Linked DNA regions of Mus musculus: regions 1 and 3 are each linked to region 2. The links are chromatin loops, found by intact Hi-C in ENCODE. Cell type or tissue: left cerebral cortex. All regions are shown on one strand. Each heading gives the region's core, and the rest is flanking DNA. Links, peaks and the distances in the headings are about the cores only. Region 1 overlaps Usp16 (ubiquitin specific peptidase 16). Region 2 holds the start of Gm25896 (a small nucleolar RNA gene). Region 3 overlaps N6amt1 (N-6 adenine-specific DNA methyltransferase 1 (putative)).

Evidence for each region. Hi-C counts contacts between places; a loop is a spot of excess contacts. Peaks named below come from ENCODE experiments on the same cell type or tissue, not always from the same donor. Only the 100,000 strongest peaks of a DNase experiment are listed, where the experiment ranks them.
Region 1: it touches region 2 in a loop (2.1-fold over the local background); 14 of 42 quality-filtered maps call a loop at or near these places.
Region 3: it touches region 2 in a loop (2.0-fold over the local background); 5 of 42 quality-filtered maps call a loop at or near these places.

What each region holds. Positions count from the first base shown.
Region 1 is chr16:87,473,325-87,483,598 of GRCm38, reverse strand. Usp16 (ubiquitin specific peptidase 16) reads right to left here. Exons shown (of 18, transcript NM_024258.2): 11 at 8,926-9,017; 12 at 8,126-8,182; 13 at 6,712-6,885; 14 at 3,810-4,473; 15 at 2,630-2,724; 16 at 1,799-1,885; 17 at 583-739; 18 at 84-492. The coding sequence ends at 368. It overlaps Cct8 (chaperonin containing Tcp1, subunit 8 (theta)), which reads left to right. Exons shown (of 15, transcript NM_009840.3): 15 at 1-274. Among named protein-coding and RNA genes, the nearest start is that of Cct8, 17 kb to the left of the region's middle. In left cerebral cortex, for the core only: no CTCF peak of the experiment used is centred there; no DNase peak of the experiment used is centred there.
Region 2 is chr16:87,416,400-87,426,673 of GRCm38, reverse strand. It overlaps Ltn1 (listerin E3 ubiquitin protein ligase 1), which reads left to right. Exons shown (of 30, transcript NM_001081068.1): 3 at 330-428; 4 at 876-1,106; 5 at 1,793-1,845; 6 at 3,096-3,276; 7 at 5,692-5,865; 8 at 6,311-6,501; 9 at 8,104-8,239. Gm25896 (a small nucleolar RNA gene) reads left to right here and starts at 7,630; the gene lies at 7,630-7,765. In left cerebral cortex, for the core only: no CTCF peak of the experiment used is centred there; DNase peaks (open chromatin) are centred at 5,733 and 6,007.
Region 3 is chr16:87,359,138-87,369,411 of GRCm38, reverse strand. It overlaps N6amt1 (N-6 adenine-specific DNA methyltransferase 1 (putative)), which reads right to left. Exons shown (of 6, transcript NM_026366.2): 4 at 6,809-6,892; 5 at 3,132-3,273; 6 at 763-1,947. The coding sequence ends at 1,841. Among named protein-coding and RNA genes, the nearest start is that of N6amt1, 10 kb to the right of the region's middle. In left cerebral cortex, for the core only: no CTCF peak of the experiment used is centred there; no DNase peak of the experiment used is centred there.

The DNA.
Region 1 (10,274 bases), core at 1,416-9,415, 57 kb before region 2:
CTAATCTCAGCACTAGAATAGTGAAACATGGTGTTGCCAGTAGTGGGTACAGTAAATAACAACTTAAACTCTAATAAAACAAGTTTTGGGAATATCAGTTTATTGATGTGTCAAGCACTACCACCCAGTCAGAGTAAGCACAGAACTTAGTTATTCAAATCCTTCCTAAAGTTGAAACTAGAAGGAATAAAAACCAGTATGCTAATACAAAACCGCTGTAAATTATTTTGCCTGTATTTAAATAAATAAACATGATTTTTTTTCTGTCATTTACTTAGGTGAACATAATTTATAGTTTAACTTTTTATTGTTATAATAGCCAGTATAAAAGCCATAGGTGTATTTCCAGAGAAAGCACTTTTTGTTATCACAGTATTCTCTCATAAAATAGGAGATACGCTTGTGAGTTCAGTACTTTAGTTATAGGCACAGCTTGCACATGTGTATCGCTGATGTGAAACCACTGCCCTTTGGTTGATTCCATTTCACAATCTGTCAGGAAATACAAAAGGAAAGCGTCAGGCTTCTATTATTTGCTTTGGCATAATAGGCAAAATGTGCGGAGTATCCAAGATAGCTTACCTTGTGGAATGTCACCGTGAAGAACAAGATTGGAGAGGTGACAGCTTGCAGTTCTCTCCTTCGCATAGGCAGTGTAATGCCCTGACCTCATAGTACCACTGTGTTCAACAACTCCATATAAGGAATACAGCACTCGTGTACTTTCTTCAGCAACATTCTTAAAAACATATAAAATACGTATAATCCAGTGTTACTGTCCCATTTACACACATGTCCTTGGAAAGACATGTTCACATCTTGTCACACCACCTGTCTGTCCTAGCCCACAGAGATAACTTCACCTTTATCAAAGTTGAATTTGATTTTATGGTGCAAAAACTAGGTCATGAACCACGTAATAATATCATGGTTAAATGACATAGGTATTAACTCAATTTGCCAGTTAAAGGCCTCAAGAAAATTCTAGAGTACCTTTATATCTTGGCCATCCTGGTTCTGCCACCAATATAAACCTTGTAAGGCTAACATTTAGGTTGTACTTTAAAACCCCGAGTTAAGGCTGCTTAAGACCATAGGTATGACAGCTCTTGTAAAAACGCATTCCCTCAAGCAGGGCCGTTTTCCTTTGTGCTCTAATTATCACTGTTCTTGAACAGTCCTTTCCTGTACTCTTGGGCAGCCTGTGCCTCCATAGTCTCTGCACTGTTTGCCTTGACAGAGAGGTATGTGCACCGGTGATTTGCCTGGGTTTCCAGTGCCATTCCTTTTCAGCCATAAAGACTGGATTTTAAAATCTTAACCCATTCTGTAGTGCTCTTTTCCTCCCTTCAACTATTCTGTGCTCTTCAATCTCAACTATCGCTGGGCGTGGTGGCGCGAGCCTTTAATCCCAGCGTTTGGGAAGCAGAGGCAGGTGGATTTCTGAGTTCGAGGCCAGCCTGGTCTACAAAGTGAGTTCCAGGACAGCCAGAGCTATACAGAGAAACCCTGTCTCGGAAAAAAACAAACAAACAAACCAATAGTTGCCTTGGTCATGTTGTCTGTTCACAGCAGCAAAACCCTAACTAAAACCAAAGATATAATAACCAAAGTCCCCCTCTATAAAATATTTCTAACCAATCACTTTTATCATTGAGCTGCATCCCAGCCCTCCTTCTAAAATAATATCAATTTCATATTTAATGTGAAATACCAGAAGAGTATTTGATAGGTCATGATTTCTCTTAAACAATTTCCTTTAAAAAAAAAAAACAAAAAACAAAACACTTTTACCTACCTTACATTTAAGGGTACAAAAAGGAGCCAAATCTAAGATTTCTGGAAACTTTATGTGTTTGTTAACTTTGCGCAGGTTAAAACCAGCCTAAAAAAAAAAGAAGGATGGCAGACTGAGTTCTTTTCCTGGAAAAGCTATACGGATTGTCCTCTAATGCCCAAAGAACATGTAGCCCCAGTCACCTTTCTATAGAGACTTTTTCCTTGTCTTGTTTCTGGCTAGTGTAGATTTTTCTTTAAGTACCTCACATTACCAAAAAGTGCTCTGGTGAGATTTCCCTGGTTCTGCCTTAGTCACCCCAAATACCAGATTAGGTCAGAGATTTTTAAGTTCCTAAAATTCAACAATAGCAGAATATTTTTCTTGAGTCACATAGTCTAACCATGCTTACACAAGTGCCAGTAAGACCCAACCAATTGGTCAAGCCAATACTTGACCAATTAGAGGGAAAATGTCTATAAAATCCTGGAGAATTTCTAAGTTGTAGTAATATATCAAATCTTCCAGAAAAGATGATCCAGTCACAAAACTATGAAAATCTAATATATTCTTTTTATCAAGTCATTAAAAAATTAAGATATACTACATACACATTTTAGCAGTAAACTGGTGTTTTTCTAATCTAAAGTTAAACTTTGAATAAGATACTACAAATCATAAGCTCTAGAAACCAGGACTGTCTAAATTTCTTCACTTTGACAAACTTAGATATATTTTCTCTTCTAAATTTCCCATTCTTTTGAAATTAGAATTAAGACAAGGCAGAAAAAAATTCAGAAGAGACTAAAGTAGGGGTTGCATACGTAAGCTAATTTGGAGTTCTGAGGGTACCTGCTGGAATCGCTTTAAATGCAGAGTGAGGACAGGAGGCGCGAGGGAGACCAGCATCTGCTTCTTGGCATTGGTGTAAACATGTCTCCTGTCACCTGCAAACAGTCAGTCTGTTATAGAAGGACGACCTAAAGCTCTAAAGCCAGGAGGAACAAACCTCAGCAGACTGTGGTCATATTTGTGTCTTTAATAACCAAGAGGCAAAATTCAAGGACATTTTCTCAGTATAAATTGAAAAATGTCCATAACACATGAAGAATGTAAGCAGCAGCACATTTAATTAGGGTTGGCAGTTAAGTGTTCCATATCAAATTATTTATAAAAACCTATAAAATGTTTTTGAGGCTGTGACAGGCACATGCTCCCACATGCCTGTAATCCGGTATTTAAGAGGTAGAGGCATAGGATGGCAACTTTGAGGACAGCATTTTTTTAAAAGGCTTTAAAGTACAACTCACTACCAAATGTACAAAGTCCTAGATTGAATTCCAGACACCAAAACATTTTACGATATCTTTGAGAACTTTCACATCAGCAGGATGCCTGGAGGTACTTGGCATATCTCCCTTCATAAGAAATGACCACAATGAGAGGAAACACGGTTTGCTCAGAGACTATCAGAAACAGTATTAGGCCTATGGATTTTGGCTTGCTTGCCATTGTCTGCTCTAAAATTAAATCCCTAAAAGCAACATTACTTATTCTTTATATTATTTTACATGTAAAGAAATGACTTTAGGGAGCTGGCAAGATGGCTCAGTGGTAAGAGCACTGACTGCTCTTCCAAAGATTGTGAGTTCAAATCCCAGAACATGGTAGCTCACAACTACCCGAATTAGATCTAATGCCCTCTTCTGGCATGTCTGAAGACAGTTACAGTGTACTTATGTATAATAATAAATAAATCTTGAGAGAGAGAGAAAGAAGGAAGGAAGGAAGGAAGAAGAAAAAGAGAAAGAAAGAACTTTAGAATACTTCAACTGCAATGAAAATCTTCAACAGTCTGTGACACTGTACTCCCTTTCAATCCATGCCATGCAGTTTTTTTTTCTTTTTACTAACACAATTACAAGCATGAGAGTACTTGTGACTCTCCAAACCCAGATGTGATAATTCACAATTATTCTACCTGCAAAATACACACTTTAATATCAACTTTTACAACAAGAAAAATAAATACCTTTTATATTTGCCTTTGGTCCATTACACTGCCGTCTTGAACACACTTCACAAAGCAGTTTATTGGCATCTTGAAGTTTCTCATTCCGGGTGAACTGATATAAGCAATGTTGAATGGAACACTCATCAGTACTAAACGCTTCTCGGTTCGCGAGGGTACAGAAAGCAGTTTCTGGGTCCTCGTTCATGACCTCATATACCTTGGGTGCAGAATGACTGTCATTCGGAATCTCTATATTTATTTCATCAGGATCAACAGCAGCATTCAAATTAAGGTTTTTTAAACCATTGATAATGTCTAGTTCTCCACTGGTCCTTTCTTCCAGGAAGGCACCATTGAAATCCCTAGGACATTCAGGAGCAGGCGTCACAATCCCCAGATCACTCTCGGTGTTAGCACTTTTCACTCCTAGGTCCTCTGGGCTTTCCTGCACATCAGGTGTCCTTTCTATCATGCTCTCTTGGCCATCCAAATCCTTCTGGTTAACAGACAGCTCTATCTGTGTGGCCTCCTCTTGAGAACCATGGGTGGAGTCGGTATCCACTTCCACTTCTCCCGCAAGTGCTGTGTCAGCTTCACGTTCATTGTCTTCCGTGTAGTCAGTGGCGCAGAGCTCATTGAAGTGAAGAAATCTTTCTTGAATTTTTTGTTGCCTTCGTTGGTTCTTAGTAAAGAGTACATATAAAGAGAGAAGAGAGACAGAATATGAGTGTACATACTATATCAGATTTTGTTGGTTTTCAAACATCATTTCATAAGGAGTGTTCACTCTCAAATTCTGATTTTAAAAATTCCTTTACTATCAGAGTTCAAATAAATTAAGACAAAAAAATTCTTTAAATGAGATCAAGAATAATCACTATTCATTACATTGGACTACTGTGGAAATAGTAGTATGAGTTGGTGTCTATTCCTGAGAAGTGAGCTACTCAGAGCTCTATGACTTAGACCTGAGCAGCCAGTATGAGACAAAGTGGTGGTCTGTAAGAGAATGGCCCCACAGGTCTATGCGAGTGGGTGTGGCCTTGCAGGAGTTACTTTACTGGGGGCAGACACTGAGGGCTTCTAAGCCTATGCCATTCCCGGTGCGCTTCCTCTGCTGCATTATGGCTCTGGGCTTGGAGGTGGTGCTGCACCTTTTAATCCCAGTCCTCACGAGGCAGAAGCAGGCAGATCTCTGTGAGTTCCAGGACAGCTATGGCTACATAGAGAAACCTTGTCTTGAAAAGCAAAAAGAGGTGAGCTCTGAGTTGTTCTGTTTGCCATCTGGACTCACACCGTCTAGAAGTATGAAACTTTCACGTCCTTTGTTCATAGTTTATTGTCACAGTAATTAGAAACCAAGGCAGAAAGATTTACCTACCAGTTGTAATTACTGATTATTAACAGGGGTCTCACTAAAACAATCACAAAAGGACACACTCCAAGACTGCCTTGGCTACAGGATAGATGAAAATTCTGAAAACGAAAATTTTTAACAAAGAAGCAAAGAAGCCACATGCCCAAGGCCAGTTAAAAATAAATCCCTACTAAATTCACATCTCTGCCTGTACAGACAGGGGCAAATAAGAACAAATTATATGTAGGGTCTAGGGAAACAGCTCAATTAAGAGTGTGGCTGCTTGGGGCTGGAGAGGTGGCTCAGTGGTTAAGAACACTGACTGCTCTTTCGAAGATCCTGAGTTCAATTCCCAGCAAGCACATGGTGGCTCACAACCATCTGTAATGGGGTCTGTTGCCCTCTTCTGGAGAGTCTGAAGACAGTGACAGTATACGGGAAGGGGAAGGGGAAGGAGAAGGGGAGGAAGGGGGAGAAGGGGGGGAGGGGAAGGAAGGAAGGAAAGGGAAGGAAGAAGACCGAGGTTCAATTCCTAGCACCCTCTGAGCAGCTATCAACCATCAGAACCCCAACTGCAGAGCATCTGATCCTCTCTTCTGGCTGGTGGTGGTGGCACCAGTCATAAACGTGCTGAATGAACAGACATGCTGCAAAAGCCAACCCTATTCCATCTTAGGACCAGCCTCCATCTTAGAGGAAAAAAAGCCCGAGAACTTGACCTACAGCTAAGGAAGGATCCCATGGCTTGTCCTGGCCAAAGTTACTCCCTAGCTACTTCCTTAGTCTGATGGTTTCAGATGTCCTTTCAGACCGTTGGTGACTGTCTTGAGAGTACCCACCTGTTGGCTTACAGTACACTTTCAGATACTTGCCAGGATAGACTCCCCCTCACTTACTTCCAGTTCCTATAAAACCTTGTCCTGCTGAGGGCTCAGGGCTGCTCCACCTTCCCTTCCTGTCCTGCTGTTTCAGGGTTGGGCTGGAGGAGAGCCCAAGCCTGAGCTTGTAATAAAGAGACCCCAGTGCTATTATGGGCTCCTTGGTGCTCTTTTGGGATTCATGAATGCTTCCTGGCACAACAATGTAAACAAAATACCCATTTACATAAAAATAAATAAAATTTCAAACAAAACAAAAAGTATAGTGTTAAACCTCACCACTCTGCATGCTAATAAAAGTTTTTAATTATAAAAAACAAGTAACTAGGGGCTGGCGAGATGGCTCAGTGGTTAAGGGCACCGACTGCTCTTCCGAAGCTCCTGAGTTCGAATTCCAGCAACAACATGGTGGCTCACAACCACCCTTAATGAGATCTGACTCCCTCTTCTGGTGCGTCTGAAGACAGCTACAGCGTACCTATTTATAATAATAAATAAATCTTTGGGTCAGAATGAACAGGGACTGGGTGAGCGGGGCCGACCAGAGCCAAGTAGAGGTTCTAAAATTCAATTCCAAATAACCACATGAAGGCTTACAACCATCTACACAGTTACAGAGTACTCACATACATACAATAAATAAATGTAACTATAGACAAAGCATAATGCCCCCGTAGGTTCCTACCTTGGCCTGCTTTTTGGCCTGCTTCTTTGCCTTTTTCTGTAGGTGCTTGCTTGTCCCTGACGGAAGATCGCTCCTTGATTTCATGTAGCTGTCATCTTTCTCTTCCTCACTGTCTTTATCTTCTTCCTCCATTGTCATTTTCACATTTTTATCATTTATACTTTTCTTACCACTCTTAAAATATGGAGAAAAGCAAAATATTACCACTACTACTTGGACAAAGAAAATCCATGTTGCCTAATGTTTTTTACTCCATTATTTTTAATTCCCACAATATATAAAAAGTTATATAAAGGTCAGGCATGGTGACACACCCCTTTAACGTCAATTCTCAGGAGGCAGAGCCAGACAGATCTCTGAGTTAGAGGCCAGCCTGAATACAGAGCGAGTCCAGGACAACTAGGACTGTTACATACAGACACTCTATCTCCAATAACAACAATCATCACAGGGTGAGGAAATATGAAACAAAACAGCAAGAAGGCCATGGGGGGGGGGGGGGGGAGGAACTGGCTCAGCAGTTAGAAGGAGCACCATGTCAAGTGACTCACAACCATCCAAGCTCTAGCTCCTCCATGGGTTCAAAGCCACCTTACAAACATACCTCTACACAAATATACCTATATACACAAAAGTCAGTGTTACATGTAAGTAGATTAGAAAGGAATGCAGTGAGTGTTACTGGCTGCATGCCATAGCATGTTGTATAGATGTCCTTTTGTAAATGCACTCGTGTAAGTGGTTTCTAGGTCACACCACAGAATTCCTCTGTAGTTTTGTCTTTTTCTGCATGTGAATGATGGTTTTAGGGAAAGTAAAGTGAGTCTGGAATAAGTCACTTGAATAATGACTTATTCCATACTCAGTCACTTGTTCAGAAGTTGGGTACTCACTGGTGTCACCCTTGTTGGCCTGCAACTTCCTATATAGACCAACCCAAGTTTAAATTCAGAGGTTTGCTAAGTTGTACCTCCCCAGAGTTGAGAGTACAGTCACAGAAAACCACACCCAGCAGCTTGTATCTTACAGCAACTTAAAAGGAACCCAATTAATATGGCATAAACTGAGATAATCATTTCTGTTTAATCTTTATGCACTAAAGACTACAAGGGTCAGCTTGTCGTCAGCTTTAAATACAGAAAACAGTTATTTTAATAGGAAAAAAATACTCCCCTATATGTAATCCTATCAAGATAATACCTACAAAGAATCCTAGACACAGCTTTTAAGTAAAGAACAGAGCCCTTTTTCTTTTCAAATCCTAAACATGATTCCATCTCTAGTAAACACTGGAAAACTTCTCAATGGGCTGGCTGGAAATACACAGATCCTTAAAAGATGTTCCTCATAAAATCCTACAAAGACAAAATTAACACAAAAGGAAATAAATCTTGTTTGCTAAAGTAATACTCACCTGATCATCTAAAACTGGAAGAGACAAATCAAGGAACGATTCATGCACTAAGGAGACCTTAACCAACCAAAGGCAATATAAAAGGAAAAGGAAAAAAAAATGTTAAATCTTACTATTAGATTAGTCCCATCCAGCAGAGAAAGACATTCACATTAAGCATTACCTATCAGGGCTCCTCTCTCACCACCCAAGGATGAAGGGTGGAAGGTGGCATTTAGTAAGCAAAGGATTAAGAGACTTTGAAGGGGGCGGTTAAGAACATTCACTGCTCTTCCAGAGCTCCTGAGTTCAATTCCCAGCACCCACATGGTGGCTCACAGCCATCTGTAATGGGATCTGCCCACTTCTGGTGTGTCTAAAGAAAGTTACAGTGTACTCACATACATAAAATAAATTAATCTTTGAAAAAAAAAGAATATTTGAAATAAAAAAATTATAGAACTTTGAAGACCATGAGTTGGGGAAGAATTTAAAGTTATTGCAATTTATTAAAGATTTTAAGGGTAATAAATATATTTACAGTGAGTAACCATATACATCAAAAAAGACTATCATGTGTGGGTTGGGAATGGAGGTACATACTTAGAATGCCAGCCCTCAGAGGTTGAGGCTGGATAACTTTGGTGAGTTCCCAGCCAGCCTGGGCTGCAGAGCAAGACTTCATCTCAAGACCAACCAACAATACCACTCTAGTAGTCAATAATTAAATAGCCCTGGCAAAGGCACACTCCTTGCTCCTCTTTAATTAGATACGTCTGTCCGTCCTCAGTGTCCAAGCCCACCCCACAACACCCACTTACAGTCCTGCATTCATCACACATGATCGTACTAGTCAGCTCGCCACCAAAGATGCGGTCCACAAAACTCGGGATTGCCTTTTTCTTTTCATAATCTATAACAACAAAAGAATTACAATTATTTCTTAAAGTTAATTGGGAAAAGTTTAAATAACTTATCTAAATTTTCATTCTTAATTTCCTGTCCCTAAAAGTTTTTTTTCTATTCATAATTACCAGTGTTACATTTGTAAGTTGTGGGAGTTAACAGTATATAGTCTACCACTGAGAACAAAATTAACACAATTACCTTTTTATAAATGATATGTGTCTGTGCGCACATGTGTGTGTGTGTGTGTGTGTGTGTCTGTCTGTCTGTCTGTCTTCTGTTTATTAATAGGAAACAAACTTCCACTCAGTGGACTGTTCTTATGATCAGAAACAACAAGGTCAGACTCTGCTAGTCAGTCCTATCACTCCTTGTTCCAGCGCTAACATCTGATGACAGCCAGTACTGATAGGAGATTGCAGTCTAACAGAAGAATAGCCATAACTTGGTCTATGAGCTCTGACAATAAACTTTTTTTATACTTAAAACATAACAATACAAAACCCTTGGGAACTATCAGGCAAATTGTTCCATTTGACTTTCTACAGTCCTATTAATACTTTTGACATGCTTAAAGTCAGAGAGTATTTTAATATCCAGTCACATAATTTTCAAATTACATGAAGTGTATAAGCATTACTCAAGCGGTCTTCGCCCACATGCAGAAGCCAGAGGCACCGTCCTGTTACCAGGCAGGCTCTATGGCAAGCTGAGGAGGCACAGATACCTCTTAGGAGGTAACTGGAACCTGAGCTTTAATACTGGAACCCTTGGTCACCGGGACCGCTAGCTAACATTTTACAAAACTTAAATGAAAATCAAACGTACTTCTTGTGTTTCACCAGTCCTGTGTCAAATGCCCAGCAGTTACACATAAGCAGTTATGACTTTATAGGAAAGCATGCAGGAGAATGCCAACATCATATTAAATTCTGTGGACAAAGCCAAGTGTAGTGGCTCATGCCTGTAATTCCAGCACTCAAGAGGCCAAGGCAGAAAGATCTGTGAGTTCTGGAGCAGCCTGAGCTAGAGCGTCCTAAATCCTTAAATGACACACAAGAGCTAAGACAGCTTTATGATTAATAACCAGCTACGGATAAGTCAAACTAGTGTCATTCACTTACTGCCTGTTAATTAGAATTAGTTTCAGAAAAATAAAATTGTGATGCTATCTTAATTCTATCTTTATAGATCTTAATATATTAATGCATAAAAAGAATATATCACAAGCTAAGCTTTTCCAAAATATTTACCGCTGGAGGAC
Region 2 (10,274 bases), core at 1,403-9,402:
TGTTTGTTTGGTGTTTTTGAGACAGGTTTTCTCTGTGTAGTCCTGGCTGCCCTTGAATTCACTGTGTAGACAGGTTGGCTTTGAACTCAGATCTTCCTGGCTCTGCCTCCCAAGAGCTGGGATTAAATCACTACCACATAGTTTTCTTTGTTTATGGTTAAAATTTTGCTAGAGTGGACTATGAAAGAATTTTTCATGTTTCTTTGTGGCACAGGCAGAAATGATGCATTCTCCTTTTAAATAAAGTTGATTGAATTCCCAGAACGAAAGGAAGAAAATCGTAGGTCGTGTTACCTCTGTTAACCCTTGATGATGTTAATTATTTTCAGGCAATGCAAGAATTTGGAATTATGTGCACAGAGAGAGACACAGAAGCCGTCAAAGGGGTTCTTCCATACTGGCCAAGAATCTTCTGCAAAATCTCCCTTGTAAGCAAGCATTAGCGTTCATGAGCTGTTTCTGCTTAAAGGGCTACCTCTGCAAGGGTTTGCCCACTGGGTTTTTACAGAAGAGCGAGAATGAATCCCTCCTATTACTCTGTCTTTGAACATGTCTTGGCTACAATCTCACTGGAAAGGGGGAGAAAGGAAAAATTATTTCACATGAAATTATTTTCCATGATTGTCAGTAAAGAAACCCTAACTCATTTCAAAGCAAGTTTTCTTCTTTTTCTAGGTTTCTTTTTTTCTGGCTTGTAATTGAATTCAGGGCACTGTTAGCCTAAAACATGTGCTCCACTGCTAAGTTTTTCCTCTAGCCTGTCAAAAGTTATTATTAGTTTGATTATATACATGGATGAATTACTACTGTGAGCCATTGTAGAATTCTTACAAATATTAGTATTTGTTCTTAAACCACATTTCTGCTTTCAATAGGATCATGATCGCCGTGTTCGAGAGGCGACGCAGCAAGCTTTTGAAAAACTTATCCTTAAAGTAAAGAAGCACTTAGCTCCCTATTTAAAAAGCGTGATGGGCTATTGGTTGATGGCTCAGTGTGACACATATCCACCAGCTGCACTGGCAGCAAAAGATGCATTCGAAGCCGCTTTCCCTCCAAGCAAGCAACCTGAAGCCATAGCGTTTTGCAAGGAAGAAATTACAACTGTGAGTGTTTGCAGCCACTGTGTCCCCGTGTTTCTCAGTTGTCTAAGGCTGGCAGGCATCCGGTGGCGGCTCTTTTACCTACTCTTGTAAATGTGTCAAGAAGGAACAAGCTCTGTTTCTCTCTCACACACAATCCATATAAAAGATATCGGTAACCTCGAAAGTTATCGAGGGGCTGGCAAGATGGCTCAGTGGGTAAAATGCTCACCACGTAAGCCTAGTACGCCTGACTTGTTCCTTACCATCCTCAAAGGTCTATAGAGAGAACTGACTCCACAGAACTGACTGCCCCTGACCTGCACACGTGCACAATATGTGTTCTCTGCGGGCCAGAGATGGGGAAGGAAAGCAAACCCTAGTCTGTCTCTCAGACTGGCTGAGCAGCCCACTGTGCTGCTGTAGTGGGAATAATGGCCGACAAGTAGCTACGAGTATTTAGAGGAACGTTTCTGCGGATGGGCATTTGAGCTGTCATAAAGTACCCTGTCTTTGTCACAGTACCAGCCAAGGCAGGGAATAAGTAGGAAGACAAAAATGGGCAAAAATTTAGACCTGTTAGTTTTGATGCCGAAAATAGCTAGTCTGTGGGTTAAGGGCATGAGAACTTTAGCAGGTAGATTGTTCCTACATCCGATGATGGTTGTCAGTGCCATAAGTCTCAAGGCTTTGGTGGTTCTCTCCTTCAGGTGTTACAGGACCATCTTCTGAAGGAGACTCCTGACACACTCAGTGACCCTCAGTAAGCTGCATGTTTCTAACTAATGTGCACTAGGCATTTACTTAGTTGGTTTGGATGCATTATTTCAGTATGGTGTGTTTTGAGAAGGAATTCCAAATGCAGGTAAAATTACCTCAGAAAATGCTGCATGGTGCCTCCCTGAACTTTGGCTGGTGTTAAAGTTGAATTTTCTGAGATACATATGTAGTTTTTTTTTTTTTTTTTTTTTGGCCTGGAACTCAGAAATCTGCCTGCCTCTGCCTTCCAAGTGCTGGGATTAAAGGCGTGTACTACTCTACCTTATAGCTTTGTTTTTTGTTATTTTTGTTATTTTTTAATTAACCTTTTCGCAGTCATAGCAAAAACTGTTTTAAGGTCTGGCGTACTTGAAACTGTTATCAAATAGTTCTGTAAAAAGAGTAGTAAAAATGTTTTATTTATCTTTACTGTTATTATTTTTTTAAAAAAGATTTACTTATTTTATGTATATGAGTACACTGTAGCTATCTTCAGACACACCAGATCCCATTACAGACGGTTGTGAGCCACCATGTGGTTGCTGGGACTTGAACTCAGGACCTTTAGAAGAGCAGTCAGTGCTCTTAACCTCTGAACCATCTCTCTAGCTGTACTGCTATATTGTAGCCAAGCCTTTGAGACGCCATCAAGGGATGTAGTCAGACTCCTAGAGTTGCCGATCCCTGCTGCAGAGAGCACGGTGCTTCCTCCCTTGCTCCATGCTGCCGGGTTTGGGCTTTGCCGTTGCTTTCGCCTTGGATCAGTTATACACTGTGTGATTAGATTCTACCTGGGGCTGGCCGGCTGCGTGCTGGGTGAGTGCGCTTGCAGTCACTCCCTAAGACCAGCATGGAGGAAGGAGAGGAGCTGCCCCCACTTCCTCCTCTGACACATGCACGCTCCCTCACCCACCATGCTTTACACATGCACGCTCCCTCACCCTCCGCGCTTTACACATGCACGCTCCCTCACCCACCGTGCTTTACACATGCACGCTCCCTCACCCTCCACGCTTTACACATGCACGCTCCCTCACCCACCGTGCTTTAGACGCAAAGGCACACAAGCTAAATACATGTGACAGAACATTCTATGAGTTTTGAAAGGTGTTTGTAGTGGGGGAAAAGATACAGAAATAAGGTAGCTGGTAGAAATTTAACAAAATATATATAAATAAATACAACAATATAAAGGTGCCAAATATGTAGTTTGGCTTCTTTTTTGCAGTCTTACTTGTTTATTTTTAACTCTAGAACTGTGCCAGAGGAAGAGAGAGAGGCTAAGTTCCACCGAGTCGTGACGTGCTCTTTATTGGCACTGAAGAGATTGCTTTGTTTCTTACCTAACAATGAGCTTGATTCTCTGGAGGAGAAATTTAAATCACTTTTATCACAGAATAAATTTTGGAAGTATGGAAAACACAGTGTACCTCAGGTATGCCAATAGCTTCGAGTTTAAAACTTGTTTTCTGTAACTCCGCCACGATTGTACTGCATTTATGCTCATGTTTATTGGGTTTTTTTTTTTGGTTTTTCAATTTTTCGAGATAGGGTTTCTCTGTGTAGCCCTGGCTGTCCTGGAACTCACTTTGTAGATCAGGCTGGCCTCGAACTCAGAAATCTGCCTGCCTCTGTCTCCCAAGGCGTGCGCCACCACACTCAGGGAGCTCATGTTCATTGTGATGGTTACGCCTCTGTAATTCCTTCAGGAATTACTTAGTTGCCTCTCGATTAGACTGTAACTCTCTGTTCCCTTCTGTGATGTTGTTGAACATTGAACTGACATCGATGCTTTCTGAGCTCCATCCTGTCACTTTCTTATGTAGGTTGGCCTCTGTCTCCTGCGGGCCGGGACTAACAACATGTGTCATTACAGCTGGCTCTCTTTGCGTTTTCTTAAGGCAGTATGGTCTGTCCTGGTATGGATTTTCTCTCACACATTTATGGGTCCTGCTTATGATTTATTAGGATTCTTAAATCTGTGGATTGGGGTATTTAATTGCCTCAGGAATTCTCAGATGTTGCCTGTAGATATTTCCTTCATTTCATTCTTTCTTTCTTTGGAATTGCAACTAATTATAGATTAAATGTCCTGTTTTCTGTCTTGTATGTCTCCTGTGTTTTTCAGTTTTCTCTCTGTGTATGAATAAGCTCTTTGAGTCAGTCTTCTACTTCACTCATTGTGTTAAATCTGCTTGTTTCAGCCCATCCATACTCAAACAAAATAGCTAAGTTGGGTAATTCAAAAAAGGTAGAAATGCGAGGCTCAGAGTTATAGAGGCTCACAGTTACGACTCAACAGGGGGCGGGGCGGGGAGGCTGAAGATGGCTCAGTGGTTCAGGGCTCTTGTTGCTTTTGCAGAGGATCTGGGTTTGATTTCCATAACCTACGCAGTTGCACACACTATAGGAAACTCTGGATCTAACACCCTTTTGTAGCCCCCAACTTTAGCCTGTGGCCTCTACTTGTCTCTGCAGGTATCAGGTATGTACATGGTACACATACATAAGTGTAGGCAAAACACTCATACTATAAAATAAAATAACTCTAAAAATACTTTTAGAAAGACTAGATGAACAGTCTAGCAGATCTTCTAGGGATTATTTTTTTAAAGATGAGTTGTCTTGGGGTTTTACTGCTGTGAACAGACACCATGACCAAGGCAACTCTCATAGGGACAACATTGAATTGGGGCTGGCTTACAGGTTCAAAGGTTTGGTCCATTATCATCAAGGCGGGAGCAGGGCAGCATCCAGGCAGGCAAGGTGCAGGAGGATCTGAGAGTTCTACATCTTCATCTGGAGGCTGCTAGGAGACAGCTGATACCCATGTGGTTAGGAGGAAGGTCTTAAAGCCCAAGCCCGCAGGGACACACTTTCTGCAACAAGGCCACACCTCCAAATAGTTCCATTCCCTGGGTCAAGGGTATTCAAACCACCACATAGATTTATGCTTCAAAGCTGGGTCCTCTGCACTGCATCCTTACCTGTGGGAAGGCATGGAAGGGCAGAAGGGCAGCCTTGCTCCCTCAAGCCCTCCTGTGTAGTTAGTGTCTTACTGCTTTGTTTTACTGGTGTTTTTGTTTATTTTTTGTTTTTGAGAAAGCCTCACCATGGAATTGGAACTCGCTCTAGTTCTGGAACTAGCTATATAGATAGGCTGGCCTTGAACTCACAGAGACCTACCTGCCTCTGCATCCTGAGTCCTGGGACTAGAGCCATTGCCATTATGTTGAGCTTCCTTTTATTAATTATTAATTGCATTTATGAAGGTAATATGCTCAAGACCTAGTTACTTGTATATAGCAGTTTCAGTGTTTCAGCATGTGAACTGAGTTGGTGGGAGACATTAGCTGTAACACGGCCCTTGAGCTTTACATCTACATGTATTAGATGAACACACTTTTGTTTTGGCAATTATGCTTTTCCAGATGTACAGTCTTACAAAAAGATAGAACACTTTTGTTGTTGTTTGTATCTTTGGGAATGAGTTTCTATGTGTAGTCCAGGCTGCTCTGTTCTGTAGTCAAGGTTGTGTGAACTCACAGACATCTGCCTAGCTCTTCCTCCCAATGCTGGAGTTTAGATAAGTGCTTTAGATAAGCACTTTTAATGAAGTCTGTAGAGGATTAATTGTATTTTGCTGTGCTTGCTTTTCTTTGTGTTCGTTGTGGCTAATGTTGTTAGACTGGTTTGAAACCCCAAATGAAGAGTTCTGCTATTAAATAGGGTTTCTGTTAAAAATTATATTCTTCCTGTCTTTATTTTGCCTTGTGCGAACAGGGAATTGTGAGCAATTGCTACTGTCTTTAGGCTTTGGTTTCATCCCGCTTTCTGGTTCTTCTTTTAGGTCCGCTCAGCATATTTTGAGTTAGTTTCTGCTTTGTGCCAGCACGTTCCCCAGGTGATGAAAGAGGAAGCTGCCAAAGTGAGTCCATCTGTCCTGCTCAGCATTGATGACAGTGACCCTGTGGTCTGCCCAGCTCTCTGGGAGGCTGTGCTCTACACGCTGACAACTATTGAGGTATGTAAGGGAGACACACTTCCCTAAACGCCACGTGAAAGAGTGCATTACATTGTCCTGTCTAATAAAACTCACTGGAAAAATGCTAAAATTTGTTCAGCCTGCCTGAGCATAGAAGGCCTCGAAGCCCACCCACACAGTGACCCAGTTCTTCCAATGAGGCCACACCTCTTTTTTTCTTTTAGATTTATTATATATAAATACACTGTCGCTGTCCTCAGATGCACCAGAAGAGGGTGTCAGATCTCATTACAGATGGTTGTGAGCCACCACGTGGTTGCTGGGATTTGAACTCTGTACCTTCGGAAGTCAGTGCTCTTAACTGCTGAGCCATCTCCCCAGGTCCCCTGCTTGGTTCTTATTCTTGAGATTTGCTTTCTCTTATCTGTGAATCACACTTACAATTTTTAATTACTATTATAAATTTTTTTTCTCTTTTGGTTAGGACTGTTGGTTTCATGTAAATGCCAAGAAAAGTGTGTTTCCGAAGCTGATGGCCATGATCCGAGAGGGTGGCCGGGGCCTAGCTGCTGTTATGTATCCTTACCTCTTACCGTTCATCAGCAAACTCCCTCAGTCCATCACAGAGCCAAAGCTGGACTTCTTCAAAAACTTCCTCACCTCTCTAGTTACCGGGTGAGCAAATACATTTCTTTTTACTTTAAAAATTACGTTTATTGTTTATTGTGTGTGTCGTGGCTTATGTATGCTTGTAAACACCCACAAACATGTATATGTGTGCCGTTGTATGTATGTATGAGGCTTGGAGTGTGGGTTGCAGGAACCTCTTCTATCTTTCTGTCACGTAGATTCTAGGGATTGGACTTGTTTATTCAGACTCTGTGACAAGTGCTGTTACCCATTGAGCCATCTTGCCAGCCTAAATTCTGTTTTTAAAAGCAAAAGGAATTTTTCTTGCTTTTATTCTCATACTTTTCCTTCCAATTTGAATTTCACCATTTTTTTTTTCCTTCTATTAAACACTTCAAGCTTTCAGAGAGATAGGAATGAGGGAGCACGGCAGAGTGCTGCAGTGTGGTCTGGGCTGGGCTGGGCTGTGCACAAAAGAGCCTTTTGTAGGACATGCGCTGTAACCAACCCTTTTCTGTTTTTGAAAACTGCCCAGGCTTTTGTGGTAGTAGCCAGTACAAAGATAAAAACAAAAACAGTTAAGTGTCTAAATAGAAATGGACCATATTCTAAAGAGTCATAGTATTTTCATATTGTCAGATATAGATGCCCAAATCCATAGAACCCTTAAGGACCTGCGATGAGGCTCACCTGCCTAGACACACGTGTGAGGTCTCAGGCTCCACACCCAAGTTCCAAAACAGTTACTTCTGCTAAACACTTTAAACAGTTCATTCCACTTGTCGTTCAATGAATGACATGCATGTTCTATTATGATCAATTATGATAATTAATAATTATAACTAATCAATTGTTGATTAATAATTAAACTTTAATAATTAATTAGATATCACATTTTTGTTGTTGTTGTTTGTTTTTTTTGGTTTTATTTTGTTTTGTTTTGTTTTTTTTCCTGAGACAGGGTTTCTCTGTATAGCCCTGGCTGTCCTGGAACTCACTCTGTAGACCAGGCTGGCCTTGAACTCAGAAATCCACCTGCCTCTGCCTCCCGAGTGCTGGAATTAAAGGCGTGCGCCACCACCGCCTGGCTTTTTTTCTAATTCTTGATATTCACATTCTCATCAGCTGTAATATTTTGGTTGCTCTTAGTTTTTAGTTTTAAGAATTTGGCTTTTGGCGCTGAATCAAGGCCATAGTTTACTGAAGCTATTGGTTTCAAGCAGGAGCCTAAAGAAATATCTTTTTATGGTCTGTTGGCCATTGCAGGAATTTGTAAGTCTAATGGTCAATTCATTAGAAAGAAACATCTGGAAAAAAAAAAAAGAATTTGACCTTTGGGGACTAGAGAGATGGCTCTGCGGTTAATAAGAGCACTGGCTGCTCTTCCAGAGGTCCTGAGTTCAATTCTCAGCAACCACATGGTGGCTCACAACCATCTGTAATGGGGTCTGATGCCCTCTTCTGGTGCGTCTGAAGAGAGCAACTGTACTCACATACATACATTAAAAAAAAAAAAGATTGTTCTTTTTTTTTTTTAAAGAATTTGACTTAAAAGTTTTCATTCAGCGGGATTCCTTTTTAGTGTCTTTGTGATTCTGAGCTCTTCTTTTCCTCTTGGAAGAATAACCCTCAGTCACTACTTCCTAGGCTGTCAACTGAGAGGACCAAATCGAGCTCTTCTGAGTGCTCAGCTGTCATCTCGGCATTTTTTGAATGCTTGCGGTTTATAATGCAGCAGAACTTAGGCGAGGAGGAGATGGTGCAGATGCTTATCAATGAGCAGGTACGTTTGCTCAGCATCCTTATCAATGAGCAGGTACGTTTGCTCAGCATCCTTATCAATGAGCAGGTATGTTTGCTCAGCATCCTTATCAATGAGCAGGTATGTTTGTAAATCATCCGTGCTTTGCACACAGAAGAAAGACTCAAGCTCACTGTGTCCTTCCTCTTGATGGTTTTTGGCAGTTAGCCTTCCAAATGATTTCACTTTAAAATTTACAAAATGAATATTATTTTATGTATATGAGTACACTGTCGCTGTCTTCAGACACACCAGAAGAGGGCATCAGACCCCATTACAGATGGTTGTGAGCCACCATGTGGTTGCTGAGAATTGAACTCAGGACCTCTGGAAGAGCAGTCAGTGCTCTTAACCACTGAGCCATTTCTCTAGCCATGAATAGTATATTTCTGACTATATGAATAAAAATTCTATACTGTCAGTTGTTATTGTGATATCCATAGACTACTTTACCATATCCTGTCTCTGAATTTAAATCTCTGACTTCTTTATAAAGAGGCAGTGTGAAACAGAAGTTGCATGGCACTTTTGGTGCTGTGTAGTGAGGTTTTAATTATTCGTCATAATCTTGTTATTTCTCAAATGCTCATATGCATTTACCCTTTTATGAACAGTTCTGTTTGACTATGAGATCCACGATAAGAGCAGGCTCAATGATTATAGAAGCTTGTATATTTGGTAACATCTTAGATTCCCTGCTATCTTTGGTTTTTTGAGACAGAGGATCTTTGTGTAGCCCTGGCTGTCCTGGAACTAGATCTATAGTCCAGGTTGGCATTGGACTCTGAGTTCATCCTGCCTCTGCTGTGCTGGTATTAAAGGTATGTGCCACCACTGTCCAGCGGTCTCTCACTTTCTTAAAGATTTTATGTTTGTGTGTGGGGTGTGGCTGTATGCATGTGTGAGTGTAGGCACCTGATGATCTAGATGAAGTATTCAAATCCGCTGGAGCTGGAGTTAGAGGTAGTTGTGAAGTAGCTGTTATTGGTGCTGGGAACCGAACTCCAGTCATCCACAAAGGTACATGCTCTTGACTACTGAGCCATCTCTCTAGCCCCATTACCATCTCTTACCTGCCTGCCTGACCCCCCTCTTTCCCCCTTTTCTTTCTCTCTCCCTCCCTCCCCTACCTTTGTTCCTTCTTTCCTTTCTTCTCTTTCCAGGTTTTTGAGACAGGATTTCTCTGTGTAGTTCTGGCAGTCCTAGCACTCGCTCTATAGAGCTCCATCTGGCTCCATCTTTTACCTTTCTAATTCAGGAAAGGTATTCTGAATTTTTGGTGCCTAAGTGCTCCAGTTATCTTTCAAATTACTTAATGCAAGGTCTTATGTAGCCTGGCCTAGCCATCAACAAGTGCTTACACTTCCCAAGGGCTAGAATTACAGGCATACACCACTTCACACGGCGGGCTTCTAATGTTGTATGTTTTTTTGTATCTTTTAATTAAGTGAGTAAAATGCAAAAACTGATTGATCTTAGAAGATACAAAGAAATCTGGATTATGAATTATGGTTGATCACATCATAAAATTGAGGTGGAATAAAGTGAAATTGTCAAACTTTTTGAATGATTGGAAAATACTTGAGTTACTGTTTTCAGATATGTGAGGGGGAAAAACAGTTATGACCAAGTAGGGGGAGGGAGGGAGGGAGGGAGGGAGGGAGGGAGGGTGGGAGAGAGAGAGAGAGAGAGAGAGAGAGAGAGAGAGAGAGAGAAAGTGTGCACGTGGTGTGCGTGCCTCAGTGAGTGCCAGAGGATAACTTCATGTGTTGTTTCTCAGGACCCCACTCCTCTTGCTCTTTGAAGCAGGCTTGAAACGCACAGATTTGTAGGGTAGGCTGTCTGGCCAGTGAGCCCGGCATCTGGCTGGTTTGTGTTTTTCCTTTAACATAGCTACAGGTTTTGGGGATTGAGCTGAGGTCTTCCTCCTTGCTTGGCATGTACTTTACTGACTGGGCCATCTCCCTGCTCCTCAAATAGGAGGCTTTATACTGCTTTAACTTTGTTTAAACTCTTC
Region 3 (10,274 bases), core at 1,182-9,181, 57 kb after region 2:
GTCTTGATCACGTTCCCCCATCACCTTCCTCTCTTCTCCTCTGCAACTTCATGCCTTAATTTTGAAATTATAGAGAGAGAGAGCTGGAGAGGGAGCTCCTTGGTTAACAGCACTCCTGCTCTGAGAGGCCCTGAGTCTGCTTTATGGCGCTCTGTTGTGTTCTCACAACCTTCTCTAACTCCAGTTCTAGAGCATCTGACACCTTCTTCTGGGCTCCTGCGGTACTGGCCCACTGTGGCATGTATTCACCCCCACATCTTTAAAAAATTATGTCTGTGTATATAGTATTAACTCTGAGTCAAGGTAGTGCTGGGTACAGTATCATTATCCATTGGGGGGGTAGGCAATGCACGAGTAGCCACTCCTAAAAGTGATAGAGGAGGAAGGTGGTCACGATCCTTGCAAATGATCATCTAAGCTTCCCTCCATAGGAGGCTGGACTTTTAGATGACATCACTAGCCTGAGGTGGGCCTTCATAAGTAACTGAGGGAAAGGGGCCTTCCTGATGAACCCCTGGGAGCATCAGCAAGTGGCGTTATGCTGTTCACAGAGTGAAAGCTCACCTTTACACTGTCTGCAGTTAAGTTCTTACCATGCGGACTGTGATAGTCCATGGACAGTCCAATATTACCACCAGGTAAAACAGACGCTACACAAAGGCTGAAGTTCTTTTATTCCTGTAGTTTATTCCCCTTTATTCCCCCCCCCCCCCAATCTTTGTTATATACACACAGCGATACACTGCTTTGGCTGGCTTTTCAAAATAGCGTGTATGGGATGAAATTCAGCTCCAGCCTCTTAGCACTCAGTTGTCCTGGTCACCAAAAAGCCTCGGGTGCAGGATCTACACAGTGCCTTGTTTCATGGCTACATGTTCAGTGGAATGGATTCAATGAGATTTTATTTTACTTTATTTATTCTTTAAAGGTTTATTTATTGTATATGAGCACACTGTAGCTGTCTTCAGACACACCAAAAGAGGGCATTGGCTCTCATTACAGATAGCTGTGAGCCACCATGTGGTTGCTGGGAATTGAACTCAGGACCTCTGGAAGAGCAGTCAGTGCTCTTAACCATTGAGCCATCTCTCCAGCCCTAGGCTGAGATTTTAACCAGTGTCCTTTCTGGTGGACATTTAGGGTAATTAAATTGCTTTGCTATATTATAGCTAAGGCTAAATCAAACGTGCCTTCATATATAAATATATAAAATATGGTATACATATAATACATATTTACTTGCACTTGCACAGAAAAACTCATATGTTGATTCTCTGAAAACAAAATGACCCAGCTTTCTATCTTTTTCTTTTCTTCTTGTTAGGTTTATTTTGTTTTTGTGTATGGATATTTTGCCTGCAGTATGTATGCATGTCATTCTGACCTCCAAAGGTACAGGTCAGAATAGGGCAGGATCCCTTGTGAACTACCCTACCATGTGGGTGCTGAGAACTGAGCCCCAATCCTTTGTACTAGCGGTCAGTGTCTCAGCCTCTGAGCCATCTATCCATTCAGCCCTCACGGGTTTCTTGCCTTTTCTTTTCACTTTGGTTTGGTTGGTTTTAGGTTTTTGAGACAGGGTTTCTCTGTGCAGCCCTGACTGTCCTGGAACTCACTCTGCATTTCGGCTGGCCTTGAATTCAGGGATTCTCCGCCTCTGTCTCCAGAGTGCTGGAATTAGAGGTGTGTGCCACCACCACCTGGCTCCACTTTTTTTTTTTTTTTTAAATGACAGATTTCTAATAAAATTTCTTGGCCAGGCAATGGCATCAGTCTGAAACCTACTGAGCGATTGTTCAGCTGCCGGCAGCTCTTGTTTACTTCTGTGGCTTTCAGGACACTAGGACTTGCTGAACCTGAGGACTGACAGGGCTTCTTGGCCTGCTTGCCTGCAAAGTGCTGTGGTCCCTTGCAGACCTCTTGTCTTCATTGTTTTAAAGATTTCCTCTAAAATGAAAAATAAAAGTAAAATTCAATTAAATCATTTGGTGATATCCATGATCACTGAGCAATTTAGTAGGAAGATAAACACAAAAAATTCCTCTGATTAAACAGTGTAAGCCAGGCAAATGTTTGTTACCTCAAGCTTGGACCTGGGAGATCTGGGACACAACTTTATGAAGGTCCGAGGATTCTGACAGACGTAAGGGCCTAGTTTTTTGGTTTTTTTTTTTTAAGATTTATTTATCTATATGAGTACACTGTTGCTATCTTCAGATACACAAAAAGAGGGCATCAGATACAATTACAGATTGTTGTGAGCCACTATGTGGTTGCTGGGAATTGAACTCGGGACCTCTGGAAGAGCAGTCAATGAGCCATCTCTCCAGCCCTCAAGGGCCTAGTTTGTAGTGCTAGCCCACTTCCGACTACACAGAATCATTATGTAACCTTGTTATTATAACAGGTGATCAAGTTTTAGCTGGTTGGTGTCAGTCTCTACCATATATTCTTTATGGGAAAGGTCAATGAAAATTTGGACGAGCTGAATCCTAACAGTGTCCAGAGTATAAATGAATTCACTTCTTTTGAAAATAAAACCAGAGGCCCGAGCGATGACTTGGTGGTTAAGAGCACTTACGGCTCTTGCAGAGGATCTGGGTTCATGTCCCAGTACCCGCATGACACCTCACAACCACCTCTAACTACATTTAGAATCCAATGCTTTCTTCTGTCCTTAGGCTCCTGCCTCCAAAAGGGTGGGGGTGGGGATGGGGGTGGGGAAGGAGTCATCACTCTCCATCCAGCTATGAATCCTGGGAACTCCAACAGTGGCCTGCCTGCAAGGTGTAGCTGTTACTGCAGCGACCAACTTCTCTATTATTATTATTGCTGGGATTTAAGACCTGCTCCATGGGATGGAACCCACGGTGAGGTCGAACTGCTAGGAGTCAGAGTTTATATCTGAATATTAGTTTATGAATGAGCGAAACTGCTCTGTCCCAGGAAGACAACAGGTTTTAAAACATGAACGTTTTTACCTCTTAAAAGTGTTTCTCCTCTTCCAACACACTGTCAGTGATCAAACTGCTCAACAGCTCAGGCTGTTTAATAAGTCAGCCTTCCAACTCTTGTTGTCAGCAAGTGAATAGTTAACCAGAAACACACACACACTCTGTCTCTCTAATTACCGGGATTGTTTTCTTTTACGGTAACTAAGTAGAACAGCCCTCTTGGGGAGAGGAGTTCTGGAGCCAGTGGGAAGAACCTGTCCATGACTTCCCGGCCGTTTCTGCCGCCAGCCCAGGCTGCTTCTATTCCACGACTTCCTACCTGTCGGCAATCAGAGACATTTGCTTCAGGCTTCACTGAGATTACACTCTTTCTGACAAAAAACGTCTCCACGCAAGTACACATTTTCAAACGAATGTACCTTGGCTCCTGAACACCATTCTGCCAAACTCTTTAGGTCCTTCTGCTATGAGAGGCCATAGACTTGGCCAACAAACGAAGCAGCATGCTGGGTGCCGGGCACACCTGCAATCTCTAGACCTAAGACTGGACTCTGATTTCAAGGCCAACCTGAGCTACACGGTGAGACCCTGTCTCAAACTCTCAAGGGACAGGATGCAGTTGAGTATCGGAGCTCATCTCGTATTTGTGGGGCCCTGGGTTCAATTGCTACCACAGGAATATTCTGAAGAAATCAATGAAAATTAAGATCAACGTAGGCACAGTTGTTTTTCTGATTTTTGCTGTGGCCTTTAGGTATATTTGACTTTAGTTTTATATACAATCATGTTTTTTTTTTAAATTTTTAATCAATATGTCATGTTTCCCAATTTAAAATAAGCCCTTTACAATCAAATTACCTAATTTTACAGAACAATAAAGTACCTATACTTATTTACAAGGGAAGGTTTGTTCAGGTTTGCTTGTCTGCCCCTCCCCCATCTTCAGCAACTTTGTTTTCAATCACATTTCACATTCTTCCCTGCCCTTCCTTTTTTGTGCAGATGGTGCTATGTGTAGCATGTGTGTGTGTGTGCGTGTGTGTAGCATGTGTGTGTGCGTGTGTGTGTCTGTGTGTGTGCGCGCGCGCGCGCGCGTGTGTAGCATGTGTGTGTGTGTGTAGCATGTGTGCATGCGTGTGTGTGTGTGTGTGTGTGTAGCGTGTGTGTAGCGTGTGTGTGTGTGTGGGGGGGGGGGGGCGCATGTGCAGGTCAGACACACTATGTGTAGTGCTATGTGTAGCGTGTGTGTGTGTGTGTGTGTGTGTGTGTGTGTGTGTGTGTGGTGTGTGTGGGCACGTGCAGGTCAGACACACTCCTTGCCTGGCACCTTGTCGGAGATGGTGGTCTCTCCTGTCCACCTCTGTATATGCCACGCTAGCTGTCCTGTGGGCTTCCTACTGATAGACCACGCTAGCTGTCCTGTGGGCTTCCTACCATGCCTCAGGTCTGCGGGATTAGAGGCATGGGCTGCTGCGAGGCTTTCACATGGGTTCAGAGGAAACCAGCTTTGGGCCTCACTTTCACAAGCATCTCATCGGCTAAGGAATCTCCCTAGCCCCGCCCTATCAGTCAACATCTCAAGGATGTCGCATGTCCTCTGGAGGAGCTCGAACTCATTCCTTATGTTGGTGTCGTATTTTACTGAAGGAGTATAGCTTATTTAGCCGGTGTTTGACATCTGCTGAGTCTGTTTCTTTTCTTTGAATGTAATTCTGATTATTGCCACATCTATCACCTACTCAGTGTGGTTCATCACAATTACACTGGGAGATCATGAATTCCACTTTGCTTCGGGACTCTGGAGACCTCCCTTTAATTCTGGGCTGATGCCCCGTGCTTTAATTCTGGGCAAGCTGCTCCTGCTCAGTGCTCTCAGCACTACTCCATCCTTTTGTAGGAACTGGTCTGGCTATTTCAGCAGGTGTGACGCTTTGGGTCAGTCCCTGTCAGGCCTCTCTACCCGCTGCTCCAGAATGCAGTGGGGCTTCCTGCGATAAGATTCCAGGCTACTGAGCCAGCCCCATTTATCTGTTTATAACTGAGATGACTTCAAGAATGTCTGGCACCAGCCCAACCCTGGGGCCAAAGAAGAGAGTATTCCATTTCAGAAGGAGTCAGGCATATGCTAGTGGCCATCTGGTTGCTTGCTCCCTGGGCCAGCAAATGGGTCCATCCTTGGTCCCTAAGGGACCACAGGTACAAGCCTCAGCACTTGATTTCAAGTGTCTGAATGTGATAGTGAATACAGAGATTTTTAAGGCTCCAATTCTTATGTCTTCTGGATGTCATCTCTAAGTCTTTATTTTTAACCCTTGCTAAAGGTTAAGCTAGTCGTCGTTACAGGCAAGCACCTTTACCTGCTGAGCCATCTTGCTGGAAATACATTGAGACGCCAAGTGGGTCACCGTGTTCTCAGAACTGTTTCCTCAATGACTGTTTTCTCTGTATGAACTGAAACCATGACCATGAATTCCCTCTTGCTCTGCACACGGGCTCTGTCTGCTTCAGTTTTTATCCTCTAAGTGAATGATTTGTGTTTGCTTGGAGGTAGGGTCTCACTGTATAGCCCTGGCTGGCCTGGAACTCAGATCTGCCTGCCTTTGCCTCCTGAGACTGGGGGACTAAAGGCACCACCACGGCCAGCTATTGAATGGTTTTTAAAAATAGATGTTAAGGACTGGAATCACTGGCCGGAACCCTGTTTAAAAATTGATTGACTTCCTGTGTGGCTGTGTGTGGGTGTGGGATGTGTGTGTGCGGATGTGTGTGGGTGTGCATGTGGTCAGAGGGCCTGCACAGTGTGGACCCTCACTGGTCTCTGGCCCAGACTGAACCGTTTGTATCACAAGGGTCCTCTTCACAGCTCTTTCTTGAGCTTTAAGTTTGTATATCAGAAGCTTCACCCACTACTGATATGCTGGTGGCCTCTGGAGATGGTTGACTAGGGTCAGGAGATCAAGAGGGCTATAGTGGCCTGGTGGCCATATTGAAAAGGAGAAGAGAGTCACGTGTTTATGAATGTCTCCTCACTCTCAGCGTGTGGTGTCTCTATCATAACGCAGCAGCAAGGCCTTTGCCAGTCACACTCTTTGAAATGTCTCCACAGCCTCCAGCCTGTGAGAAATAGATATTAATTACCCACCGTGTGGCATTTCATTATAGGAGCTATGGGCAGACTGTAAGACACTGTTGTGCTGTGGCTTATTTTGGCTCCTCAGTTCACCCGAGCACGTGAGGGCACTCATAAGAGACAAATGGGGTCCTTCATCTTGGAGTAGGACTGAACATGGTATTTTACAGCTTTGCCAGAGAACAATCAGCAAAGGATACAGCAGGTCTACTTTCCCCAATTAGAGAAGCCAGTGCTCATCTGTTATTACTCTATGTCCCTTCACCTTCTGGGGGCGTGCTGATACGGCTTACCTCCTCACTACGGCGGACATTCTTAAATACATGTGCTTCCATCGGTTCCCTATGGAAGATCGGGATTGGCCCCATACTTTTAATTTCTGATCATTTGAAGGGATGAAACCCCAGACGTTGAGAAGGAAACTATCGGCGAATACTTTTAGTTGACTACAAGTGTTTTTAAAGTGTGCATTCAGATTTGTTATTTAGGGTAATGGACCCGTTTAAGCACTGTGGCTTGATCTGGGTGAGAGCTCTGACTAGGCAGATCACACTTGGTGCTTGCAGCAGAATCTCTCCCCTTCTGCATCACTCACACATCCGTGACCGACAGCCTCTGAACAGTCACTGGAGTGCTGTTAGCAGCAGTGACCGAAGTCACGGGAAGTTCACTTGGTCTCGTGAAACAGCTGGGAACAAAGACTGAGTTCTGTTGTGAGTCTTACCTCTTCAGGCGGAGTCACTACATAGGGGGGGTTAAACACCAGCAGGTCTACTTTCCCCTTCAGTCTGGGCAGCAAGCCGTGCACCTGAGGGTAGCAATAATGCAGTTTAGGCTGGAGCCTGATTTAAGGAGTGAGTGAGTCTTTAAAGCTACTCTCCCGTGTTGTCAGGAGGGGAAGGACTTCCAGACTTGCAGATGAACATAAGCTGAAAGTGAGTACTGTATGGGTGAGAGCAAGGGTGAGAGTGACAGTGGCTTCTCCTCAGGAGCAGACATGCTTCCACTCTGGGGTCACTTTTAGAAGGCGGTGTGAGCACAAGCAAGCTCTGATGGTGTGAAATATGTTCCCTGCAGATCTGTGAGGAGCTTTACAGCTATGTCTGCTAACTTACACAACATAATTAAGAAATGGTGTGTGTGTGTGTCTGTACACAAATGGAGGTCGAAAGATAATCTTGATGTATTTTGTCTCCCACTGGCCTGGAAGTTCACTGCTGGGCTAGGCTGGCCCGCCAGAAAGATTCCAGGAATCCGCCTGGGTTTTTATATTCATTTCTGGAATCTCACCTAGGTCCTTGTAAAACAGACAGTGTACCAAGGCAGCTGCCTAGCTCCCCAGGGAAATCTTTTGTAAGATGACAGAGACTGTATCTGAATGACAGAAAACACCAAGAAGGGACTGTGTTTCTGCTGCTTCTGTTACTTGTAAATGTTTTGACTGACAGCATCAAATGGCAGAGAAGGAAGCACTGAACTCAGTCGTCAGAGACTGCAAATGGCCAGTGTGTGGCGTATGAAGATCTTTAAAGTGGGCACAGGTTTCTATAGAACAAAGGGAGAAAAAAGAAATCACAATTGTGTGTGTGTTAAAACTATGAATAGCCGGGGCCTAGCAAACACAGAAGTGGATGCTCACAGTCAGCTATTGGATGGGTCACACGGCCCCCAATGGAGGAGCTAGAGAAATTACTCAAGGAGCTAAAGGGAACTGCAACCCTATAGGTGGAACAACATTATGAACTAACCAATACCCCGGAGCTCTTGACTCTAGCTGCATATGTACCAAAAGATGGCCTAGTCGGCCATCACTGCAAAGAGAGGCCCATTGGACTTGCAAACTTTATATGCCCCAGTACAGGGGAACCCCAGGGCCAAAACGGGGGAGTGGGTGGGTAGTGGATTCGGGGGGGGGTATGGCGGACTTTTGGGATAGCATTGAAAATGTAAACGAGGAAAATACCTAATAAAAATAAAATTAAATTAAAAAAAAAAACTATGAATAAAGTCACTTCATTTCCATTCACACCATCCAAGCAGTTGATATGTATTGGGCTGGGTTATGAACACTGAATATACATTATGAAGTGATATCAGAGAATTTCCCAACTTAGATTTCTATAATCAATTCCATTTTAATTATCCTGACATGCCTGTTAACTTACAATTCAAAGAGAATTCTTAAGACCTATTTTTGAGGATATGCTTATAGAAGTATTTTTTTCTTCTCTAATTAAAAAAAAAATAGTAATCATTTTAAGTATACGAGGGCTCTGGCTGCATGAATGCCTGAAGGCCAGAAGATAGAATCAGATTCCATTATCCATGGTTGTGAGACAACATGTGGTTGCTAGGAATTGAACTCAGGACCTCTGAAAGAGCAGCCAGTGGTCCTAACTGCTGAACCATCCATCCAGCCCCCTTTCTGCTCCTTTAAAAGGGAAACAATAATTACTCCTTAAAAATATATATATATATATATATATATATATATATATATATGAATGATATAACTTGGCCTGCAAACCAAAAGAAGATTAGTTTTTTCCTTCACCAGTGCAAGAATGAGGGATTCACTGGTGTGTGTGTGTGTGTGTGTGTGTGTGTGCATGGTCATGCACGCGCACATGTGCATGCAAGTGCAAGCTTTGAAAGTGTTTTCAATTCCATAAAGAAAAAGTTTCTTAAAAGAAGTCGGAAATAAGAATTTTCTAGAAACGCTGGATAAAGAAACTAGACAAGATTTTGCTTTGTAACTCATAGTCCTTTGTCCTATCCAGCTATACAGTAATAACCATGGGATGGATTTTACAAAAAGCAAAAGGACAAAATATTAAAACAAAAATTCTAACATCAAAAGACTTAAATAAAATGTAACCGAGGACTGACTGTCTAGTACAGGCATCTCTAGCCAGGTCTAGACAGCTCTCTGCCTTAGCATTTCCAAGAACTGAAAAATAAGTGAAAGAGGCCCTGCATGCATGCAGCCAAAACACACGGACTTTATTCCCACTGGGGCCACCATGGAGGGCTCTTATGTTAAATACGGGCCAGAACTGTCTGGTTTTCTTGCATGAAGCACAGCAACAGGGAGAAAAGATATTCTGCCAATAGATGACGGAGAAACGGGGCAAGAGTGAGAAGACGGAGGAGGGCTGTCAGCTTCTTCACAGAGCAGACACCTGAACTGGCCTGAGTACCACATACCTCAGAGTAGCTGATGCCAGTGAGTTTGTAAATGGTAAAACGTGTGTGGTATGTTTTGATGATGTAATGGAACATGTAGTAGGTACTTTAAAAGACTGTATTGTAAGACTGAAAACGAAGAACGATGACAATTCTACCTTTTTGATTTTGAGGAAGCAGTCACACTATGTAGCCCAGGCCAGCTGTAATCTATCTTACACTCCTGAGTACCGAGATTACAGGACTGAGCCAATATACCCTGCTGGTTGCTACTTTTTAGACATGTAATCTCAGCTAAGCAATGGGTTTATTTTCTATGATAGCTGTAATAATCCCTGGAGTTTGAATGTATAAGAGTTTGTAAATCGACTGCTCTGCTAAGCCTGTCTCTTGTTTCTTGCTTTGTCAAATCAGTTTAGTTCAGGGCCACCTTTTTGTTTTTGTTTTTGTTTTTTTGTTTTTCGAGACAGGGTTTCTCTGTATAGTCCTGGCTGTCCTGGAACTCACTTTGTAGACCAGGCTGGCCTTGAACTCAGAAATCTGCCTGCGTCTGCCTCTCGAGTGCTGGGATTAAAGGCGTGTGCCACCACGCCAGTCTTTCAGGGCCACCTTTAACTACTGAGGAGTTAAGTCTAGCATGTAGACTCTCCAGTCACATCCCTGAGCCACTGTGTAGCTTCTGGAGCTAGACAGGAGACCCAGGCTATAATCCTCGAGATCGTTTTATTAACACTGGAGTTTCTGGATCTACTTCAGTTTGGGTTTGTTCTATTTTATGTGGTTTTATTGTTCCATCAAAAAATAGATGTAATATTCTTTACAGACACAGCAGGCAGTTCTACATCACGTGCATCGCTATGCATGGCCACGTATGTGAGTGGCCTGAGAACCTTCTTGACACTCTACTTCTTAGCACTGTGAATACAATTTCTTGTCTCTTGGGCTTAGTCCTAAGATGCAAAATCCTTTGTAAATGTGAAAGAGTAGGGAAGCTGCCTGCCCTG